2 separate regions of the Mus musculus genome follow, and region 2 is linked to region 1. A link is a loop called in an ENCODE intact Hi-C map of the cell type or tissue named here. Cell type or tissue: heart. All regions are shown on one strand. Each heading gives the region's core, and the rest is flanking DNA. Links, peaks and the distances in the headings are about the cores only. Region 1 overlaps Nlrp1b (NLR family, pyrin domain containing 1B). Region 2 holds the start of Nlrp1b (NLR family, pyrin domain containing 1B).

Region 1 (4,399 bases), core at 183-4,182:
CATCTTCTGGGTATATGCCCAGGAGAGGAACTGCTGGATCTTCCGGTAGTATTATGTCCAATTTTCTGAGGAACCACCAGACTGATTTCCAGAGTGGAAATCAGTACCAGCTTGCAATCCCACCAGCAATGGAGGAGTGTTCCTCTTTTTCCACATCCTTGCCAGCATCTGCTGTCACCTGAATTTTTGATCTTAGCCATTCTGACTGTTTTGAGGTGGAATCTCTGGGTTGGCTTGATTTGCATTTCCCTGATGATTAAGGATATTGAACACTTTTTTCAAGTCCTTCTCAGCCCTTCGGTATTCCTCAGTTAAGAATTCTTTGTTTAGCTCAGTACCCCATTTTTTAATGGGGTTATTTGATTTTCTGGAGTCCAGCTTCTTGAGCTCTTACCTCCACACAAAACCAGAGACACTGAATTTTATGGAGGAGAAAGTGGGGAAAAGCCTCAAAGATATGGGGACAGGGGAAAAATTCCTGAGCAGAACAGCAATGGCTTCTGCTGTAAGATCAAGAATTGACAAATGGGACCTCATAAAATTGCAAAGCTTCTATAAGGTAAAAGATACTGTCAATAAGACAAAAATGCCACCAGCAGATTGGGAAAGGATTTTTCCAATCCTAAATCTGATAGGAACTCCTGTGTTAAACTGGCATCACCCGCTCTCTTACCAAGCATCCTTTGGTTCTGTGTACCCAGAATTGATGTAAATCTTGGTTCGTCGTGCCACCTATTGTGCGCGCAGCAGAAGTGACTCCAGGGTCACTATGCTAGTTAATGGTATTATGTACAGTCTGTCCTTGTTCTTATCAGGGCTTCTACTGTTTTGGGCACTGTCCATCTTGAGAAGCTTAGCTTGTTTCGCTGCAGCCTGGCTCAGAGGACAGCAGAATGCCAGCTGCAAGAGGGAGGTAAGGAGGATTCTGAGGTCTGGTCTCTTTCAGCAGTTTATAAATTGCCCAAACCAATAATGAGGGTCACACCTTGAAGGAAGCACTGCACACTGGTTAATGTAAACCAGACTTCCGGTGTGAAAATGTCGGCCAATGCCACGAATCCAATGCAACTCCTATCTCTAGATCTTATGGACACGTGTATAGGATCGAGAATAACACAATGATGAAGAGTCATAAAGATATTGTTGGGCTGGATGCTGTTGGCACATGTGTTTTTCCCAGCACTCTCATGGCAGAGGCAAGTGGATCTCTTTGATTACATGGCCAGCCTCATCTACAGAGTGAGTTCCAGAATAGCCAGGACTACCCATTAAAATCTTGTCTCTAAAAGGCTGGAAAAAGGTAAAAAAGAAAATGATGACAGTTTCCTAGGATTATTTGTTGTCAGTATGGTTTTAGAAGAAGTCACAGTTTTTACACAATAATTCCAACAGAGGAAACATACGAATTTAGATCAGATTTTACTAAATGAAACTACTATGATAATGCTTTTCGCTCAAGGATAAGGGCATAAAGTATGACTGGATTTCCTTGACTTTCACTCAATTCTGTTTGTTTCAAGTATTTAATGTTTATTTATAAAAAGATAAGTTTCCATTAAAGTGAAATACTTTGAAAATATACAACCATTTTAATGCCCATCATGATTATTTTAGAATTAAAAAGTGGTTTACATTTTTTTTTTTGAGACAAGGTTTCTTCGTATAGCCCTGGCTGTCCTGAACTCACTTTATAGACCAGGTTGGCCTCGAACTCAGAAATCCGACTGCCTCTGCCTCCCGAGTGCTGGGATTAAAGGCATGTGCCACTATGCCAGACTCTACATTTTTATTTTTAAATTAAAGAATATATTTATTCATTTTACATCCTGATTGCATTTCCCTCCCTCTTTTCCTCCCATCCGCACACTTACACAATCCTCCCCCAACCTCTCCAGTTATCCGCAGTGAAGGGGAAATTCCCCTTGAATACCATCCCATCCTCTAACATCCACTTACAGAAGGCCTAAGCCCATCCTTTTCACTGAGACCCATTCATGCAGTTCAGTTAAAGGAAAGGGGTCCAAAATTAGTCAACAGAGACAAAGACAACCTCCTCTTCTATTGTTAGTGGACCCATATGAAGACTAAGCAGCACATCTGCTACAAATATGTACGGAACCTAGGTCCAGTCACTGCATGCTCTTTGGCTGGTAGTTCCATCTCTGTGAGTCCCCATGGTCCCAGGTTAGTTGACTCTGTAGGTTTTTTTGTGGTGTCCTTGATCCCTCCAGCTTGCTCAGTTCCATCCCTCAATTTTCTGGAAGCCTCTTAAGCACTATGCGATGTTGTCTGTGGGTCTCTGTATCTGTTTCCATCCAGCGCTGGATGAAGCCTCTCAGGAAAAGAGATGCCAGGCTCCTATCTGCAAGTATAGCAAAGTATCATTAGTAGTGTCAGAGATTGGCTTTCTTACATGGGATGGGTCTCAAGTTGGGCCAGTCACTAATTGAACATTCCTTCAATTTCTGCTCCATCTTTATCCCTGGATTAAAAATAAATAGACATAGACTAAGAAATAAAGATTTTTTTTATATAAAAACAAAACTCATGAGATATTTAGAGCCAAAGGGTTTGGTTTCTAATTTTGTAATGTGTTTTCTGAAAGACACCAAATGTTTAAACATTCTAGGATTGTAAGGAAGGACCAGGCTGGAAAACACAGCTATGTACACCCCAGACTATTCCACCACACCCCAGCAAAGAAGCAGGACCATTCTGCTTTCTGTTATGACTACTGGTATCAGGTCACACAGATAAACCCATTATATGGACTCCTAAGCCACAAATGTTAACTTGACACAAAACAGTCTTTATGAATGGGTTTTTACAGTTAAAAAACAGCAATAGCAACAACAAACACAATCAAAACAATACAAAACAAACACACAAACCTTTTCCCCAGCAGACTGCCATGTAAGAAGATAGTTGACATTTATAATCTCTGTAAGTTTCCCTTCATGTAGGGCATTTAAAAATGAGCCCTTAGTCATCTTAAGTTCAATGTCAAGAAATTAACTGTTGTAATTTTGTTAAATTATCATTAACACAAATGTAAACACGTCAATACACTTCTTTCATATTCAAAGTGCATTTCTTTTAAATTATTGGTTTATGTTAGATGAATGTGCACATTAAAGTCTCCATTTCTAAATGCTTATTGTCCCTTTGGACTTGTTAAAGGATCTGACTGTTCCTGCAGTTGCAGGTGTCTCTTGCTGGCACCACACCATGTGTTTGTATTACCAGGACACCAGCTGTGCAGGCTGCAGATCACATCCTTAGATGCAGAACCCAGAGAAGGAATAGTAACATTTCTTGGATGAAAACCTAATACTGAGATATTCTTTTCACTAGTACTCTTTTCCTGCAAATATGCCATTATCTGACTGAAGTACCGGTCATGACCACTGTCCATGCTGCTTGTCCTCTGGAGGAGCCAAGTTGAGAACCTCAGTTATGGAGGCTGCTTCTGTGCATTTTTGCTGTTGGCCACAGAAAGTATGTTCTGTCAGGGCTTGTGTCTCAGCCCATCCTAACCAAATCTGAATGGAGGCATGGGTCAGACAGAGCACTCGGTGACTTTGTATTGCAGTAAGAAGACAGAGAAAGTAATGGAAACACACTTTAATACATCAATAATTCATGAAATCTAAGGTATTTCCTTTTTATAAGATTTAAGATGCTCACTGTATAAAATGTGTGTTATATTAATGTATAATGTAATATTTTAACATTTCAAATTATTTACAAATAAGCTCAGTGTGTCCTATCACACACATTTAAGAACCTTGATTGACAGCCCAGTGTGTCCTATGTGTCATAAACACTTAAGAATCTTGGATTTATCTGTCATTGTTTAGTTTAAGATATTTCTAAGTTCTCGATGACGTCAGTATCACAGAAAGGAAGCTCAAAACTTGGAAATATCTATCTATCATCCATCTATCTATCTATCTATCTATCTATCTATCTATCTATCTATCTATCTATCTATCTATCTATCTATAAGTGCTGGAGTCTTCTGGCTAAGATGTCTGGGCTAAAGCTGCCTCCCTGTGATCTAGTAAGGGCATGAATAAGAATGAGAAAATACTGTATTCCAAAAGAGAAAGAGAAGCAGGTCATAGAGATTTCCACAGCAGACCTAGCTCACCTGCTGAGTAAAGAGGAAAATATAGGGAACACTGGGAAGCTGGCTAACTGCTCTGTCCCTTGACCTGACAGGGATGGATGCAAAACATGATCTGGAGGGAAAGCCTTGTAGCCTTGACTCACACCTTAAAAGGGATGATGTAACCAAATGCAAGGCTTGCAAATTCATCACAAGATCAGAAGGCCTGTGCATATGCAACTGCCCAAGGTTAATTCAGAATGTGCCCTGAATCTGAGATATTTCTGG
Region 2 (4,399 bases), core at 74-4,073, 50 kb after region 1:
GGCAGGAGTGGTGGTGAAGGGGCCACAGAGTGATGAGCTGGGGTTGCTCTTGTACTTACCATAATTGAAGGTACTCTCTGGGTTGGTTTTGAGCTCCATCAGCTTTGCCTCTATAGCTTCTATTGTTTCGAAGATGGTGTCCTTGTCCTCTTGACCTTCATCCTGAGCTACCTTTTTGTTATGTTCCTGCTTGTACTGAGATTCTTCCATGGTACAGAGCCCTCAGATACTGTTTCTCTGAGCAGTTTGTGCTCTTATTTCTTCAAGACTCTCTTCTGATGTTGCAAGCAGGAGAGCAGTGTCTTCTTGTCATGGCCAGAAATTTCTGCTCTGGGAATGGGTATTTAATCAGAACTCATAGAGGAGACCTGGTAATAAATGAAATCAGACAAATCTCTACAGGGTCAGATAGCCTTTCATCAGAAAAATTGAGACACAAGTGTCTCCTGGGTAATGGGTACTGTGTATCCAGGGGTTTGGGCTTCATAGGACAGAAGAGGGAACTTTGGGACACTAGTGTTTAACAGTGGACATGCTCTTTAAAGTTTCACAGCTGAATGATGCTGGCAGATGTTCTAGCTGCTCTGTTGGCTTTCCTGAAGGTAGGTGTGTTTAGTGTTATACTGATTTGAGGTGTCTTAGATTGTCTAAGGTTCTTCTTTTAGGTCATCAAGGTTATTTATTTCACCTTAAGGACAGATGAAAAGAATGGGTTGTGTGTTCTCTTATTGATTGGTTCCTGTGGGAGGGGGATGATGGAGGTGGAGCTCCATCCTATGCCTAGGGGTTAAGGGGTGTGCATGTTGTGGGTGGACTTCATGTGCTTCAAGAGATTTTTAACTTGGTCTGCTCTGCTGGATTAGTTATGTCATGGCTCTTGTTAACTTCTGGATAAACATTTGAAAACAGGTATTATTCAGGGGGCTGTGAACTGTGCAATGAGATGGAACAAAGGTCACCCTATAGGCCTTTACCCATCATACCCATTGTCCTAATGTGAACTGACTAACGCCAGTGATAACCTCCAGGAGGAACTTATGTGTAACTTTTAAAGGACAGGGTCAAAATGAAGTATGAGGATAAGGAGAAATGGAAAGATCAGGGAAAGAGCTGAGTCAGAAATCTGTCATTATCAATTCTAAGGTGTTGAGGTATCCTGTGTTTTCTTCACTAACTTTGTCTAACTTAGCTCTCTGGGGACCTTGGCTCTCTCCCCCCACCCATAAATAGCATAGATGATACTATATATCTCTATCTATCTATCTATCTATCTATCTATCTATCTATCTATCTATCTATCTATCCATCCATCCATCCATCCATCCATCCATCCATCCATCTATCTATCTATCTATCTATCTATCTATCTATCTATCTATCTATCTATCTAATCTTCCCTGGCCCTCCCTCTGAGAACATCATCATTCAGGATAGTTATTTCTGCAGATTCAGGGTAGACAGGAGGGTGCAGGATAGGCTATGACAGGAGCAGGCACATGAACCAGACTGGTGAATCCAGCAATCTATCATCCATCAGAGCTGGCCTATAGACTCTCCAAGCAGAGGCTGGAGACCTGGGTCCTGGGCCCTGGGCCCTGTTTTTCAAGATGATGTCCCCATGTCTGCCACATACTCCTTTGTGGAGTGAGGCCAGGCCTTATCTTTCCACATCTAAGTGGCTTGGTGTAATCTGGGTCCCATTACTTACCCTACTCTTTCACGAAGCCTACAGGAGTGTGTGTCCTTGAACAAGGCTCCTCAGCTAGGAAAATGTTCTTCAAAAGTGAAAGAGACTCTGAACCCTTATCAGGAAGTTGGGCGTTAGAGAGCCTGCGCAGATGTAAGTTAAACACTATTCAGGTTATTTCCTGTTAAGTCTCTGCAGACGCTTGAGCTGGAGGAGTCAGACCTGAGAGCTTCATCCAGGTTTGCAGAAGCCCTGCCTCCCTGACCACAGGACTAATGTCTGAGTTCAGTTCCCTCCTCCATTAATGTAGGACTTGAGGTTTGCCAATAGGTCTCAGGTCAGCAATAGCTCCTGGATGCCCCCAGATTTTGTGCCCTGCATATCTTTGCTTCCTCTCCTCAGTTGCCTACCCACCCACAGGCTATTTACTTCAGTAAACACACTTTAGGCCACAAATCCTGTGCTTTCTTTCTTTCTTTCTTTCTTTCTTTCTTTCTTTCTTCCTTCCTTCCTTCCTCCCTCCCTCCCTCCCTCCCTCCCTCCCTCCCTCCCTCCCTCTCTCCTTCCCTGCCTCTCTCTCTCTCTTTCTCTTTTCTTTTCTCTTCTTCTTTTTTGTTTTTTCTTACTTCTGAAATCTCCTAAATGTCACTTTAAGATTTTGATTCTCACCAACACCATATTCTTTGTTTTTAGGTATATGGTGTGTGTGTGCATGTTCATCTGCAAGTGACTCACATGTATAACCACAGGGCCAGTTCTCTTGCTGGTTATAGGGGTAAGGGTATGGAAGGGAATCTCTCCTTATGTAAGCTGATGCAAGGCAGACAAGTTCAGGGCCACCTCATATCCTAAAGGGCCAGTTCACTTTCACTTCCAATATGACTGGAAGCTGTATAATGCTCCAATGCCAGGTGTGGCCCTTTTCCCTAGTGCTGGAGCAGGGCCAGTTCTCCAGCTGTCATGAACCCAGGGCCAGGTTTCATGTCTGCTTCAGATGCTGAGGGAAGAGTTGGAGGGGGAAGGGGAATATCTCTCCCTCATTCATACCAGTTTAGGGGAGACAATGGCAGGGCCAACTTTCCACACTCATACCTTTGGTGCTATACAACACCACCACCACAATGTTTGGGGCCTGTTCTCCTGAGAACTCCAAGTGGGTAAGGGCAGATTCAGTTCTCTTCTTCTGTTATCCCCAGGTCTTCTTCTCTCTGGGGCCCAGGAGAAGGCAGGTCCAGTTCTACACAGCACTACTCAGACATCAGTATGTCCCTGGACATCAGCCCAGACCAGGGATTTCTGCCTGGATTTTGGTGGTAATTAATCCCTGCTGCTGAAGTACCATAGATCCTGATGGTCCCCCAGAGGCAGCACTGGACAGAACCCCACCATGGTCCCAGGGGCAGCACTGGCTGTTCACATCAGGCTGTTCCACATTACCCTCGATTCTCCAGTTCTGCTTCTCTTCATTGTGCCCACATCCTTCTGTTTCTCTTTCTCCCAAATCGGATAGGGGACTAATATCCAATATATATAAAGAACTCAAGAAGGTGGACTCCAGAAAATTCAAATAACCCCATTAAAAATGGGGCTCAGAACTGAACAAAGAATTCTCACCTGAGGAATACCAAATGGCAGAGAAGCACCTGAAAACATGTTCAACATTCTTAATCATCAGGGAAATGCAAATCAAAACAACCCTGAGATTCCACCTCACACCAGTCAGAATGGCTAAGATCAAAAATTCAGGTGACAGCAGATGCTGGCGAGGATGTGGAGAAAGAGGAACACTCCTCCATTGTTGGTGGGATTGCAGGCTTGTACAACCACTCTGGAAATCAGTCTGGTGGTTCCTTAGAAAATTGGACATAGTACTACCGGAGTATCCAGCAATACCTCTCCTGGGCATATATCCAGACGATGTTCCAACCGGTAAGAAGGACACATGCTCCACTATGTTCATAGCAGCCTTATTTATAATAGCCAGAAGCTGGAAAGAACCCAGATGCCCCTCAAGAGAGGAATGGATACAGAAAATGTGGTACATTTACACAATGGAGTACTACTCAGCTATTAAAAAGAATGAATTTATGAAATTCTTAGTCAAATGGATGGACCTGGAGGGCATCATCCTGAGTGAGGTAACATATTCACAAAGGAACTCACACAATATGTACTCACTGATACGTGGATATTAGCCCAAAACTTAGGATACCCAAGATATAAGATACAATTTGCTGAATGAATGAAACTCAAGAAGAATGAAGACTGAAGTGTGGACACTATGCCCCTCCTTAGAATTGGGAACAAAACACCCATGGAAGGAGTTACAGAGACAAAGTTTGGAGCTGAGACGAAAGGATGGACCATGTAGAGACTGCCATATCCAGGGATCCACCCCATAATCAGCTTCCAAACGCTGGCACCATTGCATACACTAGCAAGATTTTGCTGAAAGGACCCAGATGTAGCTGTCTCTTGTGAGACTATGCCGGGGCCTAGCAAACACAGAAGTGGATGCTCACAGTCAGCTAATGGATGGATCACAGGGCTCCCAATGGAGGAGCTAGAGAAAGTACCCAAGGAGCTAAAGGGATCTGCAACCCTATAGGTGGAACAACATTATGAACTAACCAGTACCCCGGAGCTCTTGACTCTAGCTGCATATGTATCAAAAGATGGCCTAGTCGGCCATCACTGGAAAGAGAGGCCCAT

Evidence for each region. Hi-C counts contacts between places; a loop is a spot of excess contacts. Peaks named below come from ENCODE experiments on the same cell type or tissue, not always from the same donor. Only the 100,000 strongest peaks of a DNase experiment are listed, where the experiment ranks them.
Region 2: it touches region 1 in a loop (16-fold over the local background); 7 of 42 quality-filtered maps call a loop at or near these places.

Annotation. Positions count from the first base shown.
Region 1 is chr11:71,151,174-71,155,572 of GRCm38, forward strand. Nlrp1b (NLR family, pyrin domain containing 1B) reads right to left here. Exons shown (of 14, transcript NM_001162414.1): 14 at 1,929-2,362. Among named protein-coding and RNA genes, the nearest start is that of Nlrp1a, 8.7 kb to the left of the region's middle. In heart, for the core only: no CTCF peak of the experiment used is centred there; no DNase peak of the experiment used is centred there.
Region 2 is chr11:71,201,089-71,205,487 of GRCm38, forward strand. It overlaps Nlrp1b (NLR family, pyrin domain containing 1B), which reads right to left and starts at 368. Exons shown (of 14, transcript NM_001162414.1): 1 at 60-368. The coding sequence starts at 210. In heart, for the core only: no CTCF peak of the experiment used is centred there; no DNase peak of the experiment used is centred there.